Linked DNA regions of Homo sapiens: regions 2, 3, 4, 5, 6 and 7 are each linked to region 1. A link is a loop called in an ENCODE intact Hi-C map of the cell type or tissue named here. Cell type or tissue: CD4-positive, alpha-beta T cell. All regions are shown on one strand.

Region 1 (4,000 bases):
ATGGAACGAAAAGGAACAGCCTCTTGATACTCCGACACAAGGATGCATCTCCAAGCCAGGCTGGAAAGGCTCCACGCTGCAGGATCCCATGTACATGCTGTTTGGAAAAGGCCAGGCCACAGGACGGGACACAGATGGGTAGTTGCCAGGGCTAGGGCTGGGGCTGGGGGGAGGGACTGACTGGGAAGGGCCACCAGGGAATTTTCTGGTTGCTGGGAATGTTCCATGTCTTGTTCAGAGCATTTACAGGGTATAAACGTGCAAAGTTTACCAGACTTCACATTTGAGATCTGAGGCCACTTCTCCTGATGTAAATTATAACTCAATGAATAAAAGTTTTTAAAAACAACCCAGTTCCATACTCGCCAGCCTGTGCCAGGTTCTTAGCCTGGGGACAGAGCTGGGGCGGGGCGGGTCCCTGCTTTCTGACCGGCAGGGGTGGGAGGGGCCCAGGCTGGGGTGCTGCGAAGGCAACCCAGGGAGGGCGCCCGAGCCCCGCCCAGGCCAGGCCCCAGGCTCTCCCGTGCTCCCGCCCCGCAGAGAGAGGCCGGAAGCGGCCCCGGAGGGCCCATTGTCCGCGCTTCCGTTCCGGCTCCGCCTCGTCCTCCCGCGGCCAGAGGTGCGACCTCTGAGCCCCTGGCCAGCTCCCAGCCGGCCTAGGGGGGCGGGGGCACGGGGCGGAGGTCCCGCAGCCCGTGCTCGTCCCGCCTCGCTTGGAGGGAGCAAGGGCTCCGAGCCCTGGGCCCAGGTCCTGTGCCTCCGCTTCCCCGGCTGCGGGTACACCCCCAGCTTCCCGAGCCCCCCGGGCCCTCGCTGCTCCACCCAGAAGTTGCGGTGACTGCGGCCCCAGCACCCCGTTCCCTGGCCGGGCATCACTTGCGCAGCATGCTGCCCCCAGAGGACAGGGCTACAGTTAGTCGCCCACACCTCATTCACCCCCTTGGGCCCTTGAGCGTCTTAGAAGCCGCAGATGCCAAGGAGGGGACGCTGCCTCGCGGATGGTCACTTGGGAGCAAAGCTGGGGACTAAAGGAACCAGGGACAGAGATTCCTGCTCTCGCCAAATTGGCCGCTCTGGGCCAGGCACTGAGGACACACCGCGAAGCCGGATAGCCAGGTCCTGTCCTCAGGGCCCTGTCCGGAAGAGGACTGGGCAGCCTCGAGTCCGCGGCAATGAATGAATGTTCAATTGCACAGATGGGGAGGCGAAGGAGGGAGGGAGGGAGGGAGGGCAGTCGCTTGGGCGGTCATTGGAGGCTCTGGGAGGCTATGCGCCGGCAAGAAGCAGCGGGGTGGAGGCAGCCCTGCGGGAGTCGGCGAGGGCCGCGTGGATGTGCTCGGTGGTTTTGAGGCCAGTGGCTGGAGGGGCGTGAGAGTGGGAGACCAGACTTGAGGGGAGTGGCTGGAGTTGAGACTCAAATCCAAGAAGGAAACGGTGGGGCTTGGACCACTTGCCTACTGAGAAAAATGGAAGTCGGGAAGGCTTTAGATCTAGTCGCGCTTGGTCACTTCCGTCTCCGGGCCTCAGCTTCCCAGGTTGTAGAAAGCATCAGGGTTGGAGGCTCTGAAATTCTGGCTCCTCTCAAGCCAAGATTAGTATGACTTCATTTTGGTTGTGCAAGAAATGGGCCTGCAGCGGTTCGCAGAGGCAGAGGGACCTAAGCTTGAAGGGCAATCAAACCGGCGTAGGCAGGAACGTCGGGAGCCCAGACCCCAGGCAGGGAGTTTAAGGTCTTGGACACAGAGGGTGCGCTCCTCGAAGCAGCCACAAAGCGGTGACAGAGACCAGGCTTACGTTTTGTTTTGAAATAATTTCAAAGTAACAGAAAAGCCGTGAGAATAGTTCCGAGAACTGCCTCCCTTATTAATGCAGATTCACCAAGCTTTAACATTCTGCTCCCCAGCCCTTGCATATTCAAGCCCCCATTGCAAGCATCGGAGAGTAAGTTGCAGGCGCGATGGCCCTTGAACCCTAAGTCCTCCAATGTGTATTGCCCAAGAACAAGGACATTCTATTGCACAACCCCAGTGGTTTTCAAGATCGAGTGATTTAACCATAATACAATAATTTAATCTGCACAACCTTACTCAAATATCACCAAATGTCGCAACGAGGTCTTTTATAGCACATCCCCTTCCCATCCCCATCCAGGAGCCACGCCAGGATCACATTTGTAAATTTAATTATTATTATTTAAGACGAGTCTCGCTCTGTCGCCCAGGCTGGAGTGCAGTGGCGCGATCTCGGCTCACTGCAAGCTCCGCCTCCCGGGTTCACGCCATTCTCCTGCCTCAGCCTCCCGAGTAGCTGGGACTACAGGCGCCTGCCACCGCGCCCGGCTAATTTTTTGTATTTTTAGTAGAGACAGGGTTTCACCGTGTTAGCCAGTCTGGTCTCGATCTCCTGACCTCGTGATCCGCCCGCCTCGGCCTCCCAAAGTGCTGGGATTACAGGCGTGAGCCACTGCGACCGGCCAGGATCACATTTAGTTGTTCACCTTTTTCATTTTGTTATTTTATTTCGTTTGTTTGTTTTGAGACAGGGGCTTGCTGTGTCATCCAGGCTGGAGTGCAGTGGCACCAGCATGGCTCACTGCAGCCTTGAATTTTTGGGCTCAAGGGATCCTCTCCCCTCAGTCTGCAGAGTAGCTGGGACTATGCATGCCAACACACCAGGCTTGTTCACCTTTATTTTAATTGCAACTTATTCACCAAGCTTACTTTGGCTGAAGTAATTTGAAAAAGATGGGTGCAAAGGGTTCTAGCCTCATCCTTCATAACTGCATGACCCCGGGCAGGGCCCGAGTCCTCTCCAGTGAGAAGTGCCAGGATCTGGGCAGGGCACATGGAGGAGCTGGAGCGGGCAGAGGATGCACTTGCATTCTGAGATGGAGCCATTCTTCCGTCCTCCCTGGCCTGGCCCATTTCCCCAGGCTCTTGGCGAAGGGGTACCTCCTGATTCACCCACCACAGTCTTCGAATGGGGCATCCAAGACTCCCCAAAAGGCACCAACTCCTTGAGAAGGCAGCTTTGGGGAACATACTCCCCATCCTGAGACAGACAAAAGGCCAGTTAGAAGAATTGCTTTAGGTCTGGAAAGGAAGAGGAGCTTGAAGGACTCCGGAGACTGGAGATAAACCCTTCTGAGAGTCAGGAGGTTTTCATTTTATATTTGCAATAAAATTGGGGGATAATCCAACCAACTTGTCAACTAATAGAGGTTAAAAATAATTTCTTTAACTTTTACTATGGAAAATGTAAACACAGGCAAAAGTAGAGAGACCTCTACAATGAACCTTTACTTACCCATTACCCAGTGGTAACAAAAATAATTCTTAATGATGGATTACTATGGATTTTGGGCAGAAAATTCAAAGGAATAATTGTGTTGCATTGCTCCAGTACTCCCTCCTTTCCCTTTGCTTATTTATGTGACAAGACTTCTCAGTGCTTACCTCTATAAAAATGAGAAATTGGAAGAGACGATGCCGACCATTGACTCATCACAGAAATAAAGAATGTTTATCCACTGGTGCACTAAATGAGGTTTGGGTAGTAGCGCAACAATCAATGTATAAGAAATACATTGCTAACAACATTTTACTTTGTTTAATAAGTATCTATCAACACTTGTAGGCCGGGTGCAGTGGCTCACCCCTGTAATCCCAGCACTTCAGAAGGCCAAGGCAGGAGGATCACTTGAGCTTAGGAGTAGAGACCAGCCTCAGCAACATGGTGAAACCCCATCTCTACAAAAAATTAGCCGGGCATAGTGGCGCGTGTCTGAAGTCCCAGCTACTGGAGAGGCTGAGGCAGGAGGATCACTTGAGACTGGGAGGTCAAGGATGCAGTGAGCTGTGATAGTGCCATTGCACTCCAGCTGGGGCAACAGAGCGAGACCTTGTCTCAAAAATAATTGTAATAAATTTATGTTTTGATGAATTGTATGCTAATGTTATTTGTAATAACTTACCAGAATTTTTTTTAAGAGATGGGGGTC
Region 2 (4,000 bases), 470 kb after region 1:
TTCAAGTGGTAGGAGCAGAACCCGAATTTTTTCTGGGGATAGCTTCACAGATCCACCGCTGAGGGGGAAGCAGTGCAGAGTGAGCTGCCCACAGTGAGGCCCTGCCCCTCGGTCAGTCCAGCACACACTGGAGGCCACGAGGAGGAGCCCTGCGGTTACTGTGGCTGGGCTGAGCCTCACTGAAGTAGTTGCTTCCATTTAGAGCTCATGTTACATTTAGGTTGGTACAAAAGTAATCACGGTTTTTGCCATTAAAAATGGCAATTACTTTTGCACCAACCCAGTATGAAAAAAAAAAAGCACCTTAAATAACAGAACTTCACTCGGGGCTTTTGCTCCTAGAGTAGAATTGGCGGGAATTGCCTGCAGGCTTACATGGTTTTCTTTGTTTCTTTCTCTCCCACCATGTCCCTTTTGGCCAAGCTCACGTGGTGGGTTTGAATCAGTTAAATGAGTGTCATGCTGTGGCCTCACTCCACCCAGCATAGACGGGTGTTTGGAAGGGTGGAGTTAGAGGAGATTCTAGAAGCAGTAGCCCCAGCAAAAGTTGCGCCCTTGGCCCCTGCTCAGGAGCCGGCCCCTGGATGGGATTCAGGGATGTGAGCCTCTCGTGTGAGCTGAGCTGAGGGAATGTCGGGATCAAATCTGGTGTCCTAGAAAAGTCATCTTTTATGTGCTGAACCAGTCCCCAGGGGGTTGCCTTTACTTGTTCCTTGGCCATGGAATTAAGAAAAACATGCAAAAATAATTCTTCAGTCCTTGAAGAGCATCCAGCACAGAAGGTACAAACCTTCCTTAAGGCTCTCTCCTCAAATCGGTTTGACCATTTTGATGTGCACCCCCCCCAGGCTTTTATACCCTTCAGATGCCAAATCTAAGAACCACCTCCCAGAAGCCACACACCCTGTTCCAACCCCCAGCCTGGCTTGAGCGTGGGGTGGGTGGGAGCCCAGCTGGGCACCCCAGGGGTCTAGTGTCTTCTCCAGGAAACTCTCGGGCTCCTTTTGTTCTCTCTGCAGTTTACATGAGCTGGTGAAACATGAAGAAAACCGCCTGGTCTTTGAGGACTCAGAGGAACTGGCAGCTCAGCTGCAGGTAGCCATGTCTGCCACCACGCCAGGGTGGACAGGGTTCTGGAGACTGGCACCGAGCCATGCTCCCTGATCCCTGTTTCACACAGCCAGGGTGGGACCATGCGGGGTCTGGCGGAAAAGCTAGGGAGGGAGCAGAAGTCACAGAGGCTGGCCTACTCTGCTGTCCCATTTCGGTACAGTAGGCTCGGTAAAGTTAGGACACAACCCCACCTGCCCTCTAGATTTATGGAGCTGAGACTCCACAAATGATGCTGGAGCCGGGTGGGCCAGGCTGCAGTTTAGGAAGTGATCAGGATCAGGTAGTGCGTGGGCTAAGGGAACTTCTGGGACCAGCCTTGAAAGATGGGTGGAATTCTGCAAAGGTTACTTGTTTCTTATTGCAAAAAGTAATACATCATTCTTGTCAACAGAATGATTGGGAGGATTTTCAGTAAAGGTCCAGGTCAGAAGTCATTTAGACTGGGTCCCCCAGTCTCTGTCAGAACCATGGTACTCTGTTGTGGTGTGAAAGTAGCCACAGATCATCTGTAGATTAAGGGGTGTGGCTTTGTTCCAATAAAGCTTTATTTACAAACACAGGCTGTGGGCTGGATTTGGCCTGCAGGCTGTAGTTTGTGATCCTTGATTCAGACAGTTTAGCAAGGCTGAAAAGAACACCCCCTTGTTACCCACAGATGGGTGGGACTGTGTTGGCCAGAGGCCGAGAGGAGGGTGCTCACAGGGGAACGTACATCATGTAGAGGCCGGAAGGTGCTCCAGGGCACCAAGTGTGGGAAAGTGGGACATACGGGGAAGTTTCCAGAAAGCATGTCAAGATGGAGGCGGAGCGCTGCTGGGGTGTGAAGGGTCTCAAGTCCAAGTGAGGGAGCTAGGGACTTGGGAGGGGTTGTTGTTGGGTCGGGGAGCTGGGGTCATCCAGGTGGTGACCTGGGATGGGGTGGGGACAGGCAATGAGGTAAGCTCTGCTCTTCAGTATTTTGCAGATGCTTTTCTCAAACTTTCCTGATCCTGAAGGCAAGCTAAACCAGTTCCGGAAGAACCTGCGGGAGTCGCAGCAGCTCTGATGGGATGAGAGCTGGGTGCAGACTGTGCTCCCTTTGGTTATGGACACATAACTCCTGGGCCAGAGGCTAAAACCCCAGGGCCCCTGCTGTCCTTCCCGCAGCTTCTTCTTGGAGTCTCAGGGCAAACCCTTTCAAGCAGCGCCTCCCAGTGGCCAGAAGCTGAAATGACGGCAGTGGTGCCACCTGGTGAATGACCCGGGAAGCTGTGGTTGGCCCTGATTTCTTCTTTGGAGTCTCAGAAATGCTTCCTGTCTTCTTCTGTTCTTCACGCCCCATGTCCCTGCTAGCGTATTACTGTTCTGTGACTTCCCTGTGACCTCTGCAGTACTCCTCATCCTGCATTTGGTCTCCAGGTGTCACCTTTCTGCCATGTTCCTAACACTTTGATTCCTGTCTTGAGAAAAGCACCTGCTGCACCACAAGCCCAGGGATGTGGCAGCTGCAGCGGGCTTGGCTTTGTGAGGAACCGAGTGTGTCCAGGGATGTGGCAGCTGCCGCGGGCTTGGCTTTGTGAGGAACCGAATGTGTCCAGGGATGTGGCAGCTGCAGCGAGCTTGGCTTTGTGAGGAACCGAGTGTGTCCAGGGATGTGGCAGCTGCAGCGGGCTTGGCTTTGTGAGGAACCGAGTGTGTCCACGTTGGGGGAACGTCATACTTGATACACACGTTTTTATTTGCACAAAGAAAATGCTATTTTTGGAGCCAGAATTTTCATGTCTGATTTATGGTGATTTTCTTAAGAACCAGAACTGCTGGCAGAAAGGGGGCACCCACATGCTTAGATAGCCGATGTCTTATTAGAGGGCAGATTGTGGTTCCTGATTTGGAATTTAACATTCTCCAAACATTCCAGTCCAATGAAAGTTTTATCCGCTTTCCCATATAAAAATTCTTCCCACGAGAGTGATTTGATTCTAACAATCCCGTTGGAGTCGTGTATGAGTCCTACAGTGTGAGGTTCAGCATTGCCATCTCCAAGTGCTCTCCATAGGGAAACAGTTTCTGGTCATGATGAGCTTCCGCTTCCCATCTGATCCCAGCCCAGCCTGGAAACAGAGCACGTGTTTGAGGATGGCGGTGTTTGGGGACAGGACATGAGCGTATTGTGTGGGGCTGCTAGGACAGGCCTGGCGGGGTGGGGAGTGTCTAAGTCAGTTTACTTGGTTCACAGGTTCCCAGGCCCACCCAAGTACCTAGAATTGGCCTCCAGGAAGGGACCAGAAATCTGGTTTTACATAGAAATGGCTAGCAGCAGGCACCATGCAGCTGTCCACTCTCTGCCCGAGTCTGCCCCAGCACGTGGCACAGCAGGACAGAAGCAGAGATCTGAACCCACATCTACCTGGCTGTTCCATCAACCCACTCTTCACAAAGCTTAGAAAGTGGCCGGGCACAGTGTCTCATGCCTGTAATCCCAACACTTTGGGAGGCCAACGCCGGTGGATCACTTGAGGTCAGGTGTTCGAGACCAGCCTGGCCAACATGGTGAAACCCCATCTCTACAAAAATACAAAAATTAGCCAGGCACGATGGTGGGTGCCTGTAATCCCAGCTACTTGGGAGGCTGAGGCGGGAGAATTGCTTGAACCCAGGATGCGGAGGTTGCAGTGAGCCGAGATTGTGCCACTGCACTCCAGCCTGAGTGATAGAGTGAGACTCCATCTCAAAACACACACACACACACACACACACACACACACACACACACACACACACACACGCTTAGAAGGGGCTGGTGTTCTCATAAGCACAGATGTCTGAAGAGCCATTAGCCAGAATGATTCTTTTTTTTTTTTTTTTTTTTGAGATACGATCTTGTTCTGTCACCCAGGCTGGAGTGCAG
Region 3 (4,000 bases), 310 kb after region 1:
AGGTTCTGACACTTGGGGGAGGAAGGGGCCAATGAATGATGATTTCATAGAGTATGTTCTGAGATTTCCTGAGATGTCTGGCTGTGATTCCCTTTCTTCTCATTCCTTCTTACCTCTCAGACCACACGCCTGGCCCTTGCTCCATTGACTCTCAGCCCACGATTATTCTCAGGGACCCCAAGGCAAGCAGTGAGGGGCTACTCCCCAAGGAGAAAGGTGTTCTTGGGGAGATGCTACAAGAACCTCCTGGCAGAGTCGAGGATCCTTTCTTGGGCAATCTCTCATCATTCAATCAGCACACTAACCCACAGAGGGTGCAGATGTGAACACAAAGGAAATGCCTTCCTGATGCTACTGATTGGTCAGACGATTGGGCACATCTCCCTGATGAGTGAATGTGTGTAAATGTTTGAGTGTGTGGGCATGAATATTCATATGTGTGTGAATATGTGAGTCTATGTGAGTATATCAGTGTAAATGTCTGAGCACTTGAGTATAAGTGTGTGTATGTAAGTCAAATCTGAGTATGAGCAGGTGTGAATGTTGTGTGTATACGGGTATGGCTGAGTGGGTAAGTCAACATCTTTGCAAGCATGTGTGAATGTGCATATAAATGAGTACATGTATGACTGTGAAATATAAATAGTAAGTGAGTGAAGTGTGGGTGTGTGCATGTGTGTGTTGTGTGAATGTGTGTGAATAGCCAAGTGTCTGTGAGCGTGTGTTCATTGGATGTGAGTCAGCATGTACAAATATATCAGCCTGTGAATGTTTGAATCTGTGTGTGTAACTATGTGTGTGGATGAGTGTGAGTTCATGAGAGTGTGTAACTGTAGGTAAATGCTTGAGAGCAAATGTGTGTGAGCAGATTGAATATATATGTTTGAATTATGATTATACAAATGTGTGTATTACTGAGCATGGGTTTAAGTGTATGAGTGAACCTGTGAACATTTGAGTGTATCTGCAACTGTACGTGGGTGAGTGACTGAGTGTGAGTGTATGAACATGTGGATATAAATGTTTGAGTATTAAGGTATGAGCACATGTATGTGTGTGTGAGTTCACACATCTGAGTGTGTGGACATGTGAATGGAAATGGGGTGAATGAGTGTTTATGTGTAAGCATGTGAGTGTGTGTGAGGAGGGTCTCTGTAGCTTTAGTGGGGCAAGTGAGTGGCCCACCACAGCTGGAGAGAAAGCCCTGGTTCTCCCTGGAATGTGGGATGTGGAGGTCAGGTACCTCCAGGCAGGGAGTACTAGGTCCCCACACATGGGAAGTTCACCTGCTCAGGGCCAGCACCTGGATTGCGCCCTTGGGGTCCTTGGCCTCCTGCTCCCAGCCCACTCCTGGGGGTCAGGGCAGAGCTCCCGGGCACACGTCTCCTGGCTGGGGCCCTGTCTTTCTCTCAGAGTTGAAGAAGCCAGGAGTCTCCACCTCACCTTTGCACACACGTTTGCATCATTATAATGTCAGTGGTGCAAGTCTTACCTGGCATCATTACATTTTTTCCCACTGGCCTCACAGCAAAGGCAGGAAAGGCTGGGTGTGTTCTGGAGGTTTCTTTGAGAACTCTGCTTCCATTTGAGAAATCACCGATTAGCTGCCATGCTTTGTCCTAAGGGCTTTGCCCTCATTACTTCACCCAGTCTTCCCGACAGCCATTAGCAAGCCCCTTTCAGAGTCTGCAGGGCCTGACTTCAAATAGTGATGCTGGGTGTGATTGGCTGTGCGACCACAGAAACTGAGAGATTCCCTCTCAACTCCAGTTTACTTATCTGGCAAGGGCCGCTGGAGAGGCTGCAGGGTTCTTCTCACCTTTCAGGTCTCAACCCAAGCTTCATCTCCTCACATAATTCCCTTCCTCCCTTATTCTCCATCACATAATCCCGTTTCTTTCCCCTATAATGCAATCTGTAGTTATCTTATTATTTTATCTGTTTGTTGGTGTGTTTCTTGTTGTTTCAGCCTCCATACAACTCTGAGGCAGGCACTGAGTCTTTCCTGGTCACGGCTGAATCCACAGCACCTAACACACCGCGTGGCCCTTAGTAGGTGCTCGACAGATACCCAGTAACTATTCACCGGCGGTAAATGAACTCGTGCATGTGTCTCTTGGAATCAGCTACCCGCTGGGACCTTCCCGTTGAAAACTTGGGTTCGACATTTACTGCTTTGAGTCCTCAAATCCGCTGGTGCAAAGATTTGAGAACTGTGCTTTTCTACAATTCAACTCCAATTTTTGGTCCCGGGTCCGTAGCCCACCGTCGCAGGGCCCTGGTTATTTCTGGCTCTGCAGTGCCACCTGCAGGCCATAATTAGATCTGCAGCCTGAGGAACATTTCCCACCTCTAAGGTCTCAAACTAGGAATGAGACTGGGGAGTCTAGCCGGGCCAATGACTCCAGGTGACCAGGAATTGCTAAAGTGAAAAAGTGACCCTAGAAGGTTCTCATAGACAGCTTGGTGGTAAATGATAGGAAACCTCTCTTCTCCCACTGTTCACTTTCTCGAAGCATTAAATTCCTCCTAGGGTTCCAATCCTCAAGTTGCAGGGGTCTCAGAATCCTACCTAACTCCTCTTCCTCCCCACAAGCGTGCTTACCCTGAAGCCTTCCATCTCAGTGATTTCTCAGTCCTGAAATGCTAGAGTCATCTTTATTTATCCTATACCCTACGTTTAGTCCATCAGCAAACCCTGTCTGCTCCATCCTCCAAAGACATGCCTAGAGCCTGACCACTTCACACTACTTTCTCTGCTCTTACTCTGGTGTGAGCCAACATCATCTCTCAATTGGAAAAGATTCCTCCCTAGACATTTCTCCAAAGAAGATACACAAATGGACAACAAACACAGGAAAAGATGCTCAACATCATTAGTCATTAGGGCCATGTGAATCAGAACTGCAGTGAGATACCCTTTCACACCCATTAGCACAGCTTTTATTTAAAAAATGAAACATAACAAGTGGTGGTAAGGATGTGGAGAAATTGGAACGCTTATACATTGTTGGTAGGAAGATAAAATGGTGCAGCTGCTGTGAAAACAGTATGGTGATTTCTGAAAAAGTTAAACATAGGCTGGGTGCAGCGGCTTATGCCCGTATTCCCAGCATTTTAGGAGGCCAAGACAGGAAGGTCACTTAAGCCTATGAGTTTGAGACCAGCCTGGGCAACACGGAGAGGCCCCACCTCTATAAAAAATTGAAAAAATTAGCTGGGCATGGTGGTGCATGCCTGCAGTCTCAGCTACTCAGGAGGCTGAGGTGAGTGTATCACTTGAGCCTGTGAGGTTGAGGCTGCAGTGAGCCGTGATTGTGCCACTGTACTCCAGCCTGGGTGACAGAGTGAGACCCTGTATCTAAAAAAAAGAAAGAAAGAAAAGTTAAACATAGAATTACCATATGATCCAGGAATTCTACTTCTGGGTATATACCCAAAAGAACTGAAAGTAGAGAATCAAACACATACTTATACAACCATGTTCATATCAGTATTCACAATAGTCAAAAGTTAGATATAACCCAAATGGCTATCAACAGATGAGTGGTTCACCATGAGAACCTGATGATGAAATGCAATATATCTATGTAATGAAATACTATTCAGCCATCAGAAGGAATAAAGGAATGAGTACTGATACATCCATCAACATGGAGGAACCTTGAAAACATTGTGTTTAGTGGAATAAGCCAGATACAAAAGGCCAAATGTTGCATGATCCCACTTATATCAAACATCTTTTTTTTTTTTTTTTTTGGAGGTGGAGTTTCACTCTTGCAACCCAGGCTGGAGTGCAATGACGTGATCTTGGCTCACTGCAACCTCTGCCTCCCGGGTTCAAGTGATTCTCCTGCCTCAGCCTCCCGAGTAGCTGGGATTACAGGTGCCTGCCACCATGGCCAGCTAATCGCCCGGCTAATCTTTATATTTTTAGTAGAGACGAGGTTTCGCCATGTTGGCCAGGCTGGTCTCGAACTCGTGACCTCAAGTGATCCGC
Region 4 (4,000 bases), 200 kb after region 1:
AAACAAACAAACAAAAAAACAGTCTGCAATAGTAATTACCTTACACAAAACACAATCTTGGCCTATCCCTCCGTCTATCTATCTATGACTCTTTGGAAGCAAGACCTTATATTAGCGTTCTGGATAAACCAAAGAGTAGTGGACTTTGGATACTAAAATTCTCCTCCTCTACTCCTAAGATTCAAAGCTATTGATAAAGTACCCAAATCTCTGATGAATAAAAGAGAAAAGCAGAAATTAGGTCACATACTATATATGTTTAGGAGTCTGATTACCCTAAAGCCTGGACCATTTTGTTGTATAAAGGAAAAAGAGGTTAAAGAGTGAACTCTACTTTCCATTACGTTGAGCCTTCATCATAAAAGGCTCTGAACAGAAAGAAAGTAACTCAGACTTAAAAAACAAACAAATGAACTTTGGCTGGGCGCGGTGGCTCATGCCTGTAATCCCAGCACTTTGAGAGGCTGAGGCAGGTGGATCACTTGAGGTCAGGAGTTTGAGACCAGCGTGGCCAAAATGGTAAAACCCTGTCTCTACTAAAAATACAAAAATTAGCTGGGTATGGTGGTGTGTGCCTGTAATCCCAGCTATTCTGGAGGCTGAGGCAGGAGAATTGCTTGAAACTGGGAGGTGGAGGTTGCAGTGAGCAGAGATCATGCCGCTGCACTCCAGCCTGGGTGACAGAGCGTGACTCTGTGTCAAAAAAAACCAACCAACCAAACAAACAGAAACAAACTTTAAGAAGCATCCCTATGATATTACACTTTGCATAACAAATTTACCAAGGTTAGGAACAGTTAGCTTATCTGTACCTTCACTTCTACTCTTACAAGAACTATATTTGATGCCCACATGAGATCATTAAGGATAATCAAAATATCTTTGGGGCCAATGAATACATATTTATATTAAAGGAAACTCAGTATTGGGGGAAAGGACATAGCCATAAACATTCTGGCTTTCAGAGGTAGGGTCAATAAACCTGTAAGTTACTTGCTTTGGCAATCAAGTTTTGCTACGTAAAGTATCTTTAAGGGAGAACAATGAGAAAGCCAAAATACATCTTCATTTCTAACTTATGCCCACTGTTCCAGTTCCGTATTATTAAAGGCCTATAAGACATTCTCTTCATAGTAGGTGTCAGCCACCCAACTGAAACTAAATGGTTTTCCTTAAAAAATACAATTTTTCAACTGTTTAGTGGAAATGGAAAATATTTTCTGATTCTCCCAAGCAAACTTCAGATTTTAAAATTTTTTATTCTAACATTGTTATCAAATCCTACCTGTTCTTCTATTGTCCATTCCACTTCCACAGTTATCAATTCAGCTCAATATTTATAAGAGCACTATCACTATTTAATAGTCACTGTGCTCAAGCTAGCCCACATCCTAATGACTTCCTGTACTAATTAAATTATCACCCCGGGGTTAATCAATGTCCTGTCAGGCATCCATCCCCTCACTTCCACCTACCAATCCTCACCTAGGGCACCACCTGGTGGTCAACAAAATGAATTATCCTTTTCCCCGCTTCATTTCTTCCCCACTGGGAGAACAGTACACCTGCATTACTAGTTTTGCTTACAGTTCAACTAATTCAAACTTAGAAATCTTTTTATTTGAACACATACATCTCCCTCAAACTTCTTCCACTTTTCTCTATCTTCCAGGTACAGCCAGGCATTACAAAAATTTCCCTTTCCTTCTGCCTATAAGTAATCCAAAAAGCTTCCCTCATTGCAGCCTAATATACACTGCTTTTCCTAAATCTGGCTATAAATAAGAAGATGATATAGTGAGCTCTGAAGTGATATTAACCTTAATAGAGAACCTGAATCCATAACTTCCAAACTTTCCCTTTAGAAGCTCCGAAGTTTACATCTATCTTTTTTGGTGGGGGTGGGTGGTAGGGGGTTGAGACAGGGTCTTGCTTTGTTGCCCAGCCTGGAGTGCAGCAATAAAAAGGAACAAACTATCAACACATTCAACAACAGTTGAATCAACAACAGTTGAAAAGTATTACACTAAATGAAAGAAGTCAAACACAAAAGACTGCATGATCTAATTTTTTAGGAAATTCTAGAAAAGGCAAAACTATAGCAATAGAAAGCAGATCAGCGGCTACCAGAGGCCACCGGTTGGGTAAGAGGGACTGACTGCAGCCAAGGGGCATGAGAAATCATTATTTGGGGGTAATGGGAATGTTCTATATAATGACTGTGTTACTATAAAACTACACATTTTTCAAAACTAGTCAAGATGTACACTTAAAACTGGTGGATTTTACTGTAAGCATATGCTAATAAAGTTGACAAAGCATTAAAGAAACAATGTTATGAAAAAAGTTCTCACTTTGCCCTCTTTCTCTTGAAGTTTTCCAATAAAATCTGCTTTACTTACACTTTTTCTTTTTAACATAAAAGTCTATAATCCCAGAATCACTAGCTGTAAATTCCTTAATGTTCTCTGGTAAAGGCTGAAGATTAAGACAAGGTACATAGCTGCACTGTCAATCTTTACTGCCAACTAGTTTGGGTAATCAGTGACCAAATATTCTTTTTATTTCAAAGATAACTAATATAGGCTGGACACGGTGGCTCATGCCTGTAACCTCAGCACTTTGGGAGGCTGAGGTGGATGGATCACTTGAACTCAGGAGTTTGAGACTGGCCTGGGCAACAAGGCAAAATCTCCTCTCTACAAAAAAAAAAAAAAAAAAATTGGCCAGACATGCTGGCATGCGCCTGTAGTACCAGCTACTCAGGAGGCTGAGGTGGGATGATCACCTGAGTCTGGGGAGGTTAAGGCTGCAGTGAGCCACGATCACACCACTGCACCCCAGCCTAGGTGACAGGGTAAGACCCTGTCTCCAAAAAAAATAAAATGAATATACACATAAATATGTGGTACTTTTCCCCATTTAAATTTTTTGAATTTTAATTCACATCATTATTTTGACAGGTTTAAAGTGATTTACTGTCCATTATCTATATGTTTTAAATATCATATTTAGGTAGGAAAGGTTTAAAGTTCTAGACTCAATATTTATATTTCCAGGTAACTTAATATCCAATAAAAAAAAAACCTTAGGAAAAGTTTAAGGTACTAGACTCAGTATTTATATTTCCAGGTAACTTAATATCCAATAAAAAAAAACCTAACTGTACCGCAAGCAGACACAGAATGAAAACGATCAAACAAAAACCTTAAGGAATACACAAAAGTAATGCTGAAAGATAGTTGAATGGTAACTTACAAGGCAGACCTAGCCCACAAATGTGTTCAGTGTGGCTTGCATATCTGTTAAAAATCAAGAGATTTCCCATCTAGATTTCCAGTTTCTCTTGAAAAAAATCAGAAGCTCTGGCAAGACTGTGCCCACAGTACTAAATTTCAACCATCAGCTAAAGCTAAGACATTGCCTCTGTTAAACAAAGCAGGAACTCCTCAGTTTGTCCAAGCTCCATAACACCTAAGTTCACTCATTGTCACTACCTGCATGGCTACGCGTACCTGAGTTTTCAAACCCTAGCAGGACTATTTCTTCTATGTGCCTCAACTAACCATAACTGAGAGTTATATGGAAAAAGTTTCTCCTAGATTTAATATGCCTGGTTTTGGGTAAACCCAAAACAATCTGTTTATTAATAGTACACTATAATAATGTATATGCTCTACTGTGGCATGCAAAATGTAAAATGAATGCTGCTGATGTACTACAAAGTATATGAAAATTATAACCAACTTAGTGTACTTCCATGGTAAGCACAAACTCAGATTCTAGAACTTTATTCACTACATTCATTAATGTAAGAAAGCCATCTCCATGTGCAAAATCAAAACAATAAGAAACAAAGCATCTTTATTGCTCTACCATAAAACTGACCCTCAAATATACAGAAAGAATACATGAAATATACTTAAGGTTTTAACGAAAGGATAAAATAAAATATAGCACTATGTTAGGAAGGAAATAGGAATATAATTCTAAGCATTCA
Region 5 (4,000 bases), 370 kb after region 1:
ATTCTGGCTTAAAACACTTGTGGGTCTGTCTCTCTCTCTCTCTTTTCCTTGAAACAGGGTCTCACTTTGTCACCTACACTGGAGTGCAGTGGCATGATCCCAGCTCACTGCAGCCCGACCTTCTAGGCTCTAGCAATCCTCCCACCTCAGCCTCCAAAGTACTTGGGACTACAGGCACACACCACCATACCTGGCTTTCTTTTTTTTTTGGTAGATATGAGGCTTCACCACGTTGCCCAGGCTGGTCTTAAACTCCTGGGCTCAAGCGATCCTCCCCCTTCGGCCTCTCAAAGTGCTGGGATTATTGGCTTGAGCCACCACGCCCGGCCAAGAACCTTGTCTCTTGTGATGCACCCCAGAACAAAACATCACTGCAAAAACACACCAAGGCATGAGTTTCAGTCCTAAGTCCCATTTATCCACCATACACTATGTGCCAGGCACAACGCTAAGTGCTTCTATGGACAAGCTTCCCTTAATCTTAGCAGTAACAATCCCAGGCAATGGGGCCTGTTGACCGATCCATTTGCCACTGAAGACAGTAAGGCTGAGAGAGGGTAAGTGGCTTGTGCCATGTCAGCCAGCTAAGGAGGGGCAGAACCAGGATGCAAACCCCAGCCGCCTGGCTCCAGACTCGCGTTCCCAAGGTCCCACTACACTTGGTCACTCCACTGCATTCTGGTATCCTGGTCTTTGGCAGAGTCCACGTAAAAGAGGGAGGTAGAGGGAGTGAGAGGGACTTCACGCAATAAAGTGTCCCGGCGTTACACTGCCACCGTAATTGTGTCCCGACCAGGACCTCTCCCTTCTCATCCTTTCCGTGATCGGCCCTGGAAAACCTTCCAGAGAACTGTCCTCCTTCTCCCGGGATCTCAGAGAAAATTCACCTGAGTTCAGTGTCCAGGTGACCCAAGCTCTGAATGCAGTAAAGTGCAGGGGGAGATGAGGATGTCACCATGAGCAAGTCTCCCAGACAGCATTCGGGAGCAACCCCAAGACTGGGCAGGGGGGGCTCTGATGCAGCCCATGGCGAAGAGGGCTGCCTGTGCTGCTTAAATGGGTTCAGAATGAAGGCCGCCCTCTCTCCCATGTGGGGCTCATTCACCACGAATCAAATGATTAAGACAAGCTCAGCTGAGCAAATGGTCAAACATAAAAACATATGGAAGGAACAAAGAGGTCAACCGCATTATCCATCAAAAACCGTCAAGGTGGCGGCCCTCACTGAGGGGTACAGCTCTCCAGCGGGCCCTCATCTGCCCTCCAAACCCACGTGCCTCCCCAGTGGAAGGCCAGCAAAGCCACACAGGAAGAGTTGGGGTAGGAAAGCAGAAAGTGAACCCCAGGAGGCCAGGCTGGCCACGGAACCCCATCGCACACACACAGGCCCGGTGACTCAGGGGCCCACGTGTGCAGGACACCGGGAGCTCACAGGGACAGCGCCCCGGGGGATGCAAGGAACTTTCCCTCTCTGTCCCTCTCTGTAGGAATGGAAAGAGGAGAGCGATTTCTGGGATGGAAGCCATCTGCCTCCTCTCAACTCCCGCTGCCCAACCAGAAAGGGAAGAAAAACAGGAAGATGCGGGGCAGGTGAGGAGCTGGGTGAGCGCCGCCAGCCCGCAGCCCAGCAGAGCAGGGCTTGGCCAAGCCTGGCGCCAGGGACTTCCCCCCTACCCCCGCCACAAGCCCCTCGCCAGGTGAGAGGCACTGGCAGAGTCCCAGACAGATGCCCCAGACAGGATGCCCAGCGCAACCCCCGCCCCTTCCCCTGCTGGGGGCCCCCAGGACGCGGGGCTCCCCCTCCCCTTTTGGCTAGCCGCAGAGTCCAGCGGGTCTCCCGGCCAGGGACGTCGTGGGAGAATCAGGAAGTCGAAGCCACACAGCCGAGAAGGGGCAGCTGGCGTCTCGGAGGCCGTCACGAGCTGTCACTCCGCGCCCGCCGGAGTTGCCGCTCAGTTACCAACTTCAACCCGGGGCCGGCCACGGAGCCTCCCGCCGCCCCTACCCCGCGTCCCCGGCACCCCCGGACCCCCGCGTCCGCGTCACTTACTCCTCTGCCGTCGCCACCTGTCTGGGTGCCGGTCTCCTCCCTGCCCGGCCGCGGCGCGTCCTCCCCGTCCTCGCAGTCCTAGGGCTGTGCTCTTCCCCCCTCCAGCAACAGCCGCAGCCTCTTCTCCCCGGGAGGGACGTCGTCCTCCTCCCTCCTGGGCCGGCCATCCCTGCCTCGGGGCTTGCCAGTGGCTTCGGAGCTGCCGGAAGGGCTGGCCATGGCTCCGGGGGCTCTGCCTGCACTTGGGGAAGAGGAAGGACCCGGCGAGAGCGGCCTCTCGGCGGAGCTGGGGCGTCTGAGCGCGGGCTCGGTGGGTCCGCGCGGCGCGGAGCTGGGCATCGGGGCCGGCGCGGGCTCCTCCGCGGGCCGCTCCCGGCTCTCTGGCGCCCTCTGCTGGCCGCTCACGCGCACCGCGGACACGCCGGGCCGGGGCCTGCGCCGCCCTCACCTGCCCTGGCCTAGGCGGTCGCTGTCCCCTGCCCGTAGCCAGGCCCGCTCCGGCCAGGCCCTCCACCTCCACCCCGCCCCAGCCAGGTTGCACCCCGATGGTCTCCCTGCCCAAGGAGGAGAGAAGAGAAGGGACGCCCCGAGAGGGTGGACATCGGCCACAGCCACCTTGTCTTTGCTCTTACCCTGTGTCTTCCATGATTTGGAGGTGGTGGGAAAACCGAGGCTGCTCAAAACTCGTGGAGAATTCCGCCTGCAGGATGACATGAATGCACCTTCGCATTGCCTACCAACAGATCTTTTTTGAGCATCTCTGTGGACCGGGCGTGGTGATGGGGGAGGGGATATTGTGGTGGACATGACAGGCATTGCCTTCACCCAGTGGGGCTCGGCGCTGGGTGAGGAGGCATTGAGAACGGACATTGTCAATTGGGCAAAAGGAGGCCAAGGAGAAGTGCTGGGTGCATGGGAACTGAAAAAGACAGGAGGCTCAGCAGGTCTTGGAGCTGGGAGAGGGACAGCAGCAGCGGCTGTTCCAAAGGAAGCAACAGCTGAGAGACTTCTCAGAGAGTTGTTCTCAGCCCAGTGGAGCATGTTCGGGCAGAGGGAACAGCGTGTGCAAAAGCCCAGAGGCTGGGAAAGAAGCAGAAGGAGGACTGTGGGGCTGGAGCGTGGTGGGCGAGGGGAGAGAGGTGTGGTGGGCAGACAGATTGCCTGGGACCCAGCCGTGCAGGGACAGAGGAGATAGGGGATCCTTGCAGGCCCCCAGCCAGGGCTCAGGCACAGAGACAATGCAGGTGGGCAAAGAGAGGAGAGGTGGAGAAATATTTTGGAGGCATGCCCTGATGAATGAGCCCAGGATGCACCCTTAGTGTCAGTGTGGAGCTTCTTCTTTGGTTGTGTGATCAGCTGAACCCGGGGGTATTTTCTGGACACTGAGGTGCTACACCAAGAGTCCAGGACAGGCTAAGTGAGCACCAGCAGCTCCTGGCCTACCTCAAAAGCAGGAGAGACAGGGGAGACTGGGGAGCCCGGGGGAGAAGGGGAAGCGAGGAAGGCAGGAGAGGCCAGGGAAGCAGAGGAGGCCCGGGAGGCAGTGGAGGCAGGAGAGGCTGGGGAGGCTGTGTCCTTCCCATGATTCTGCCCAGGATCCTAGGCCCCTGTACTCCCTGAGCTTCCCCACCCCAAGCGCTGGAACCATGTTGCACAATGGTCTCTCCATTAAGCTCCTGATGGCAGCCCCTACCCTGCTGTGCTCCCTATTTCAACCCTAACAGCTCTCACAGTGGGCAGCACATAGAAGGTGCTCAGGAAACACTGGTGGGGGAGCACATGGGTCTGCTCAGCACCTTCCTCTCTCCTCCAGCTCTCCCCTGTCATGAAATAATTCTGATAACCACACATGGGCTTTGAGACCCTCTTCTATTACTTTCCATATGCTAATCCATCTATACCTCACAGCAGCCCTGGGGGTGGGTGCTATTAGGATGCCCATTTTACAGA
Region 6 (4,000 bases), 480 kb after region 1:
ATGTTTTTCCTTTGTGGTTTTCTGTATCTATGCTTTATCTTATTTTTTTTTGAGCTCTGTCACCCAGGCTGGAGTCAGTGGCATGATCTTGGCTCACTGCAACCTCTGCCTCCTGGGTTCAAGCAATTCTCCTGCCTCAGCAGCCCAAGTAGCCGTGACTACAGGTGTGTGCCACCATGTCCGGCTAATTTTTGTACTTTTTTTTGAGACAAAGATTCGCTCTCATTGCCAAGGCCGTGGTGCAATAGCGTGATCTCGGCTCACTACAACCTCCACCTCCTGGGTTCAAGAGATTCTCCTGCCTCAGCCTCCTGAGTAGCTGGGATTACAGGCGCCCACTACCACACCCCGCTAATTTTTGTATTTTTAGTAAAGATGGAGTTTCACCATGTTGGCCAAGCTGGTCTCAAACTCCTGACCTCAGGTGATCCCCCCGCCTCAGCCTCCCAAAATGCTGGGATTACAGGCATGAGCCACCACGCCTGGCCTAATTTTTGTATTTTTAGTAGAGATAGGGTTTCACCATATCGGCCAGGCTGGTCTCGAACTCTTGACCTCAGATCCACCCGCCTCGGCCTCCCAAAGTGCTGGGATTACAGGCGTGAGCCACCATGTCCAGCCCTGTCAAATATTCTTTGAGGACTGGGCACCAGGTCCTTGTGAAGCAGGTAGTGTGTGTCACCTATTGGACAAATACCCAACAACCCCACGAGACATGCTGTTGTTGTTGAAGTGCTTGATTTACAGACAGGGAAACTGAGGCTAAAGAAGGTTAACGGACCTCATGTCTAAGACTGCAGAATGGGTGAGTCAGGATTTGAACCCACACCCACGTTTTCACTTTGTCTGTGCAGGAAGGGTATCTGGGCTGTGAGGGGGAGGAGGGTGCCCTTCTCATACCAGCAAATAGCTCCAGTGGCCCTGGGTGGACTCCTTGGCCATCAGGGTCTCTGCCAGCGCCTCGTACAGCTCGTCCAAAAGCTCCGTGTGGACAGCCTCGTGCTGGGGGCAGACAGAGTGAGAGCTTGTTTGCTTTCGTTCTAATCTGTAAAAATGGTCAGATGATTTTCACCAAGTTTGGAGGGGAGATTTGGGATGGAATGGTGTAATACCAGCCAGCTGGCATATAAAATACTCACTTCGTTGGGTGTGGTGGTGTGTGCCGAATAGTCCCAGCTAATCTAGAGGCTGACACGGGAGGACTGCTTGAGCCCAGGAGTTCGAGGACAGCCTGGGCAAGAGACCTTGTCTCTAAAAAAAATTTCACTTGGTAGGGCAACCTGGATGGGAGGGCCTTCAACAAGAGGTGTTGAGAGGTTAGGGTTAGGTGTAGTCTAGGGAAGGAAACAAGGATTCCGTGAGAGCTGCCACGTGACCATGACAGAGAGCTCTGTGTTTGGATCAAACAGAGAGGAGGAAAACAAAAGGTGCTTTTAAGTGAGCCCAGGCAGAACTGTGAGGGCGGCCCATGCTGCAGGCTGTGGCTGTCAGCAGGCTGCTTCTCCACAGCTGGTCCCATCCTAGGATTCACAGGGCAGCAGCAGGGTACACTGGGTGACTGCTGCCCTCTCCTGGTGGCACAGGGCAGACCTGCTGGTGAACACAGATGCACGCTTTTGGGGAGGACTAGGGAGAAAGCAGGTATTGGAGAAGCAGGGGATTGTTTATTTGCTAAAAGTGTGGCCCTTTCACTCAGCAGGTCTGCTACTGCCTACTAAGGAACGGCCTCTCGACATCCTCATGTCAAACCCTGCATGTTTGGGCCCATCTTTAAAATCCATCCTAGGCCAGGTGTGGTGGCTCATGCCTGTAATCCCAGCACTTTGGGAGGCTGAGGCAGGCGGATCACCTGAGGTCAGGAGTTCGAGACCAGCCTGGCCAACATGGTGAAACTCTATCTCTACTAAAAATACAAAAATTAGCCAGGCATGGTGGCGTGTGCCTGTAGTCCCAGCTTCTTAGGCACGAGAGTTGCTTGAACCCAGGAGGTAGAGGTTTCAGTGAGCCGAGATTGTGCCACGGTAATCCAGCCTGGGCACCACAGTGAGACTGTCTCAAAAAACTAAATAAATAAGTAAAAAATAAAATCCATCCTGTATCAGTCAGGAAAGAGCTCATTCCAGCAGGATCAATGCAGAGAATTCACAGAGGAACTAGTTCCAAAGGTATGGCAAGAGCTAAATCTTCCAACAGGGGCCTGTGGGGCAACCCAGAGACAGACAAGAGCAGGAAACTCCAAACCCTTCAGCGGGCAGGACAGAGGGTGTGGATGAGGGTTCCAGTGCTGTGGGCTGGACCAGCCTGGTAGGAATGAGAATTCATATTCTAGGAGCTGGGGCCCCAGAGAAGCAGCTGCTGTGGAAACCCCATGAGGCAGAGTGAGGGAGAGACGCTGGTCTCCCCTTCTTCCTGCCCTGCACTGTCTCCCATGGGTCACACTCAGCTGCAGCCAGTTGCCTGGGGAGGCCCCTGCCATGCTGGTATTGGCAAAGCAGGCCCAGGGCCTGGGAAGGACGGGGGCTCCAGCACGCAGGTGGCTATGCTGTCCAGCTACTGGGCGGACACTGCCCATTGCTGACATTTTTGATGAGTTCTGAGAGAAAGCACTGGGCACACTTGACTGATGGCGGGTGCTTCACACACACAGGATGCTTCACAGTCTACAGCAAAGGACAGAACGTTGGTTGCTCGAGAGCCCGTCTTAAGTCTCCTATGAGCTTCAAGCCAACACAGCAGAGGGCAAACTCCAGGCTACCCGATCCCTCAGCAAAGATGTAGATGGACACGGCGTTCTGGCCCCACGCATCTGAAGTTTGTCTTAAGATATAAGCCGTTTCCTAAAGATGCTTCCACTGCAGTGGCACAGGATATTGCAGCATTTCTAATGCCCATTCTGAGCAGGAACACAGGGCACGTGGGCCTAAACCACCTCCCTCCCAGGGGAGCCAGTGTGAACCAGGGCTTGCAGTAAGGACAGTCGCCAACTGTCTGGCTCTATGGAAGAGGCGGGAAGGCCCACTCGGCAACTGCTCTCTTGGAGTGTGTGTCCCTGGGGACAGGATGGAGGGGAGGGGACGCTCAGGGTGACACTCCAGCTAAAGCCGAGAGAAGCCAAGTGCAGGATGAGCAAGTTCCAGGCAGTGGGAACAGCTGGTGCAAGCTCTGAGGTGGCCACAGGCTGGCACTTGGAAAGGAGGGCAGATGCACTGGTGCAGCAGGAGTGGGGACGGTGGGAAAACAGGAGCCTGGAGGGAGAGGGAGGAGACAGTCCGCAGTGCCTGCTGGCTGGGAGGGATGCAGATTCTGCCCAAGGGCAGCAAAGTACCCCATGCAATACACAGGCTCTTCATGCTGGTGCTGGTTTTTCATTTTTTCTGACACAGTCTCTCTCTGTTGCCCAGGCTGGAGTGCAGTGGCCCGATCTTGGCTAACCGCAGCCTCCGCCTCCTGGGTTCAAGCGATTCTCCTGCCTCAGCCTCCCAAGTAGCTGGGACTATAGGCGTGCACCACCACGCCCAGCTAATTTTTTAAATTTTTAGTAGAGATGGGTTTTTGCCATGTTGGCTAGGCTGGTCTTGAACTCCTGACCTTAGGTGATCCGTCCACCTCAGCCTCCCAATGTCCTGGGATTACAGGTGTGAACCAGTGCACCCAGCCTTGTGCTGGGTTTTAAAGCAGCTCTCCCTACATTTCATGCTTCACCACCTACGAGAGTGAGGCTCAGGGTGAAACTCAGAGCAGGGTGCGAGATAACTTCAGGTATCTCCATGCTCGAAGCCCTGACCTACTGTATTGCCCCGAAAGTCTTCCCTGCTGTGGCTGCATCTTTTCCAAGTGGATCATCTTGGTTCACCTCTAGCACAGGAATTCTTCACTGGGGCTCCTAGGATGGGCTGGGTGGGTGGGGGTGGAGGATGTCTGCCTCCCCTGAGTTTGTATGGAAAATGTATTCTTCTGGTGCACTTCTTTCTGGGAGGGAGTCTATTGCTTTGTCTTTTCT
Region 7 (4,000 bases), 140 kb before region 1:
CCTGGCACATCACAGGCACTCCGTAAATGGCGGCTTTTATTATCGGTGTAGTCACTGGCCATGATGCTGCACACAATGCTGCTTTTCTTAGCATCTGCCAACTAAGGTGGGAGAGATGGTCAAGGTCTCTGATTCTGACAGCAATGTGGGCACTTCCCACGTACCTTCATGGCGGGATTCATGGACTTGATTCGTTGTGTCCTTTCCTGGCCTAGTCTATGAAAGCTAGAGAGATGGCTGAAAACATCTGACCCCTCTCTGCACATAAGGAAAAGCCCAGGTATGTTCCTGAGCTGTGTTTCCATCTAGAACCTCAGATGGAGGAAGGAATGGCTTCCAACCTCCACTCCCCTACCCCTTCCCTCTTTATCTCCCCACAGTCAATTAATGAGCTGCTCATTTTGTCCATATTCCCGGGCTGACATTGAAGGAGTGGCAAAGAGGGACGTGATGCCCGCCTTGGGTTAGATCAAGACTTGTAGGCATGAAGAGAGGAGACTGGACCAGACCAGGACTAAGAAGCCTGGCTGAGAACGAGCTGTGTCACATAAGGGGCTCTGGGACCTCAGGCCAGCCACTTTCCTTGGAGCCCCAGTCCTCCCAGTTCTGAAATGGGGGTGGTGAGAATGCCCGCTGCAGTCATGAGGCTTAACTGAGATGTTGTAAAGGGGAATTTAAATCAGGGATGGTTGTGCAGATGCTAGCCATTACTAAACAAGGGAAGTGATCGTTGTGTAACAATGATCTAGATTATATTTTTAGATGTCCTCAGTGTAGGAAAGTGGAGATGGAGGAGGCTGTAAGAATTCAGAGGAGGGGCCAGGCGCGGTGGCTCACGCCTGTAAATCCTAGCACTTTGGGAGGCCGAGGTGTGCGGATCACAAGGTCAGGAGATCGAGACCATCCTGGCTAACACGGTGAAACCCCGTCTCTACTAAAAATACAAAAAATTAGCCGGGCATGGTGGCAGGCGCCTGTAGTCCCAGCTACTCCGGAGGCTGAGGCAGGAGAATGGCGTGAACCTGGGAGGCGGAGCGTGCAGTGAGCCGAGATGGTGCCACTGCACTCCAGCCTGGGCCATAGAGCAAGACTCTGACTTAAAAAAAAAAAAAAAAAAGAATTCAGAGGAGGGAGGAGGCATCTCTATGGAGGGAGCTTCCCTCTCCTGCCCCACCCAGAAATGCCAGCAGGGAGGGAGACGACAAATCCCTAGAATAGAAAGGATTGTAAAAAGCCACAAGGTTTAATATGAGTGTTTACTGATATTTTTATAAATATATATATTTTTATATATTTGTTTAAATATTGAGACGGGGACTCACTGTGTTGCCCAGGCAGGTCTTGAACTCCTGGGCTCAAGCAGTCTTCTTGCCTCAGCCTCCCAAAGTGCTGGGATTACAGGTATAAACCACCACACCCAGCCAGATTTACTATAGTTGAAAAGTAAGTGTATGTGGTATATATCTATTGTGTACAACATGCTGTTTTGAAAAAGCCACATGATATTGAAGATAGGCTGGATGTTACTATTTCATCTAAATCCCGAGTACCCCACCTCTTTACTCTGTGCCAGGCACTCAGGCTCACCAGCTTGGATATAGTGGTTCCTAGAGATGGACAGCCATCCCCACTAGATGGCAGAGAAGAGCTGCTGAGCTCCCGCCAGACCCTGAGCAGAGCTGCAGGTTCCTCCCTATTCCCAGGCTTCCCTCTGCTGAGCTCATTCAGGGGCCTTGTGACTCTGACCAGGCACCCTGACGCTGCAAAATGTGTCAGGTTGAAGGAACTCGGAAACAGATTTATTAATGGGCAAATCCTAGACACTAGCACAGCTGAGCTACAGCTAGAAAGACCCTTGAGAGGGTGTCAGTAGCAGGCCCCTTTCCACAAAGAAGATGGTTGGAGCCCAGAAGCAGAGAAGTAGGCTCAGAGCGAGGACTCAGACCTCGAATGCTCCTTTCCCTCTTGGCCACTGTGCTGGGCTTTGCAGGGTTGCCCTCTCAAGGCGCTTTAAGGAAACCCAGATCTAGAGGGTGATGTGTAAGACCTACAGCTTGGGACACAGGTAGTCTTAGCCCTGTGTTCCTTGGCCCATGTGATGCCCGCATTGCCCTTTTCTACGAATTCCTCTTCACAAACACTTGTTTGCCAGGTTCTGACTCTGATGCCTCCCTTAACGCTGCCTCCCACCCCTGCTCATGCTCAGACCATTCATCCGTGTTCTCCAGGCATGTGGTTCGTAGTTGGAGAGCTCTTAGCTCTGGGAGGTGTCATGATCTGTTTAATTGACCAGCTTTCCCTGTTAGAATGTGGACCTCTGAATTGTGGAGGGGGACAGGGGCCGAGACATGTTTCTCCCTGGGTCCTCAGTCTCTTGACAGGAAGCCTGGTCCTGTGGGATGAAAAGATAAAGTTGCATTGTGGTCACCTGCAAGGCAGGCCGGGGACTTGCTCATCTCCCGAGGTCTTTTCAGGAGGGAGGATGCCATGCTGCTGAGCAGAGGCTGCAAGTGGTCAGGATTGCTCTGCGTGTTCAGTTCAAAGGGCTCTGGAGCTGCTGCCTCCTCTAGGCACAGGTCAGCCCATTTTGAATGGGGCAATAAATGGTGACAGCAAAGCCACCTGAAAGCAGCCTGACCTGGTGGCTTGTGCTCCTCCAAACCCTGGGCAGAATCTGAAAGCAGCAAAACTAGCTTAGCTAACACCAGTCTGCTTGTTCCTCAGAAACTTCTAGAGGTCCATGAGTTAAAGTCTCTGGCTTTACTGTGAGTTCAAGGCAAGGGCTGCAATTTTAGGGTTTACATAAAGAGTTTGCCTTCCACAGACTTGGTGGGATTCATTCCCTACCCCTCCACCTTCTTCCAGAATCTGTCTTTATACCCTCTCAGCTTTCCCCTCCTCTGCTCCCTCTGTGGTACCAGGGGCTCTGGGTCCCCTGTGTCTGTGGCACCACTGGGTAGGCATAGCTGTCCCCTGCATTCTACCCATGTTGCCAAGATGTATAGGCAGTCTCTCATCAGTCCATGCATCTCATCCTCTCCTGCTGTGATGCTGCGTGACCCCCCAGAGGGTCAGACCGGCTTGTTCTTCTTTGGGTCTAGAGTCTCCCAAGGAGGCACCGCCACAGACTGTGGCATCACGGTTTTGTTTTACCTGATCTCAAAATGACTGATGCAACTGGGATGTCTTTGCTGTTCTTTACATGGTCCAATCCCATGGATAAAGCCATGCCTCGCTGGGTGGTATAACCTCCTGCACGCACGATGATTAATCTGTGCTTGCTCCCTTCCTCTCCTCTGTGGCTCACTGTCTAGATAGAGCTTGACTTCCCACCCCTAGCCAATCACCCACTTTTGAAGCCAAGAAGACAGCTTATTTTATTCTTTATTTCTTCGCCACAGGCCTTCATCAGAGTACAAGACCTCCGATATTTAGAGCTCATCAGCAGCATTGAGGTAAAAGATGAAGCATTTTTCCTTCTCAAGAAGGCATACTTGGGGTTCCTGTTTTAGGGGCAGCCCTTCTAACAGGCAAGAGCCTTGAGGACATGGGAACAGAGCTCACTGGCGTCTGGGCATCTGGGCCACAGCCTTGCTCCGGGGGCAGAGTGGCCACACTGGGGGAGACAACAGCAGGTAGTGTGAGCTGTTGTGTGATAGCTGGGTGAGGCACATGGGTTCCGGATCTCTCCAGGGTTGGGTTTCTAGTCTGTGAAAAGGGATTGGACCTACCTCACAGGCTGCTGTGAGGATTCAGTAGGTTCTCAGGAACTGGTTTGCATCCTCCTGGTGGCGGATAGCTGGTCACCATCCTCTCAGACTCCAGTAATCTGATAGTGTTGGAGGAGTTTCCCAAATGCACATGAGCTGAGCTCCATTCCCCAGAAATGGACCTGGGGAGCAAGGCCCACAGTCTGAACTGAGCGCCCCAGAGTTCTGGAGCAACCCCTAGCCCTACTGTTTCTGGCTGAGAATATTGACCTTGTCATCCAAACCCAATA

Evidence for each region. Hi-C counts contacts between places; a loop is a spot of excess contacts. Peaks named below come from ENCODE experiments on the same cell type or tissue, not always from the same donor. Only the 100,000 strongest peaks of a DNase experiment are listed, where the experiment ranks them.
Region 2: it touches region 1 in a loop (8-fold over the local background); 19 of 110 quality-filtered maps call a loop at or near these places.
Region 3: a loop joins it to region 1, with 12 times the contacts of the local background. A loop is called at or near these places in 89 of 110 quality-filtered maps.
Region 4: it touches region 1 in a loop (13-fold over the local background); 72 of 110 quality-filtered maps call a loop at or near these places.
Region 5: it touches region 1 in a loop (29-fold over the local background); 25 of 110 quality-filtered maps call a loop at or near these places.
Region 6: it touches region 1 in a loop (26-fold over the local background); 23 of 110 quality-filtered maps call a loop at or near these places.
Region 7: a loop joins it to region 1, with 17 times the contacts of the local background. A loop is called at or near these places in 64 of 110 quality-filtered maps.

Annotation. Positions count from the first base shown.
Region 1 is chr3:129,626,340-129,630,339 of GRCh38, forward strand. No RefSeq gene overlaps it. Among named protein-coding and RNA genes, the nearest start is that of PLXND1, 22 kb to the left of the region's middle. RefSeq lists a silencer at 469-798 and an enhancer at 1,449-1,558. In CD4-positive, alpha-beta T cell, a CTCF peak has its summit at 1,757; DNase peaks (open chromatin) are centred at 502, 892 and 1,752; H3K4me3 peaks cover 1,781 bases; H3K27ac peaks cover 340 bases.
Region 2 is chr3:130,096,156-130,100,155 of GRCh38, forward strand. ALG1L2 (ALG1 chitobiosyldiphosphodolichol beta-mannosyltransferase like 2) reads left to right here. Exons shown (of 8, transcript NM_001136152.1): 6 at 1-8; 7 at 1,020-1,095; 8 at 2,068-2,235. The coding sequence ends at 2,100. It also overlaps the pseudogene FAM86HP. Among named protein-coding and RNA genes, the nearest start is that of LINC02014, 3.9 kb to the left of the region's middle. RefSeq lists enhancers at 616-1,447, 3,111-3,940. In CD4-positive, alpha-beta T cell, a CTCF peak has its summit at 2,326 (motif pointing left); no DNase peak of the experiment used is centred here.
Region 3 is chr3:129,932,378-129,936,377 of GRCh38, forward strand. No RefSeq gene overlaps it. Among named protein-coding and RNA genes, the nearest start is that of TRH, 40 kb to the right of the region's middle. In CD4-positive, alpha-beta T cell, CTCF peaks have their summits at 2,310 (motif pointing left) and 2,511; a DNase peak (open chromatin) is centred at 2,304.
Region 4 is chr3:129,823,636-129,827,635 of GRCh38, forward strand. All of the region lies in intron 4 of TMCC1 (transmembrane and coiled-coil domain family 1), which reads right to left. Among named protein-coding and RNA genes, the nearest start is that of TMCC1, 68 kb to the right of the region's middle. In CD4-positive, alpha-beta T cell, CTCF peaks have their summits at 1,512 (motif pointing left) and 1,714; a DNase peak (open chromatin) is centred at 1,496.
Region 5 is chr3:130,000,739-130,004,738 of GRCh38, forward strand. It overlaps the pseudogene LOC124906284. Among named protein-coding and RNA genes, the nearest start is that of TRH, 28 kb to the left of the region's middle. RefSeq lists an enhancer at 910-1,756 and a silencer at 2,316-2,535. In CD4-positive, alpha-beta T cell, a CTCF peak has its summit at 2,433 (motif pointing left); a DNase peak (open chromatin) is centred at 2,443; H3K4me3 peaks cover 414 bases.
Region 6 is chr3:130,104,630-130,108,629 of GRCh38, forward strand. It overlaps the pseudogene FAM86HP. Among named protein-coding and RNA genes, the nearest start is that of LINC02021, 5.1 kb to the right of the region's middle. In CD4-positive, alpha-beta T cell, CTCF peaks have their summits at 1,566 (motif pointing left) and 1,770; a DNase peak (open chromatin) is centred at 1,562.
Region 7 is chr3:129,488,740-129,492,739 of GRCh38, forward strand. It overlaps IFT122 (intraflagellar transport 122), which reads left to right. Exons shown (of 30, transcript NM_052989.3): 17 at 3,402-3,455. Among named protein-coding and RNA genes, the nearest start is that of RHO, 38 kb to the right of the region's middle. RefSeq lists silencers at 939-1,147, 1,554-1,623 and an enhancer at 1,547-1,841. In CD4-positive, alpha-beta T cell, a CTCF peak has its summit at 1,604 (motif pointing right); a DNase peak (open chromatin) is centred at 1,672.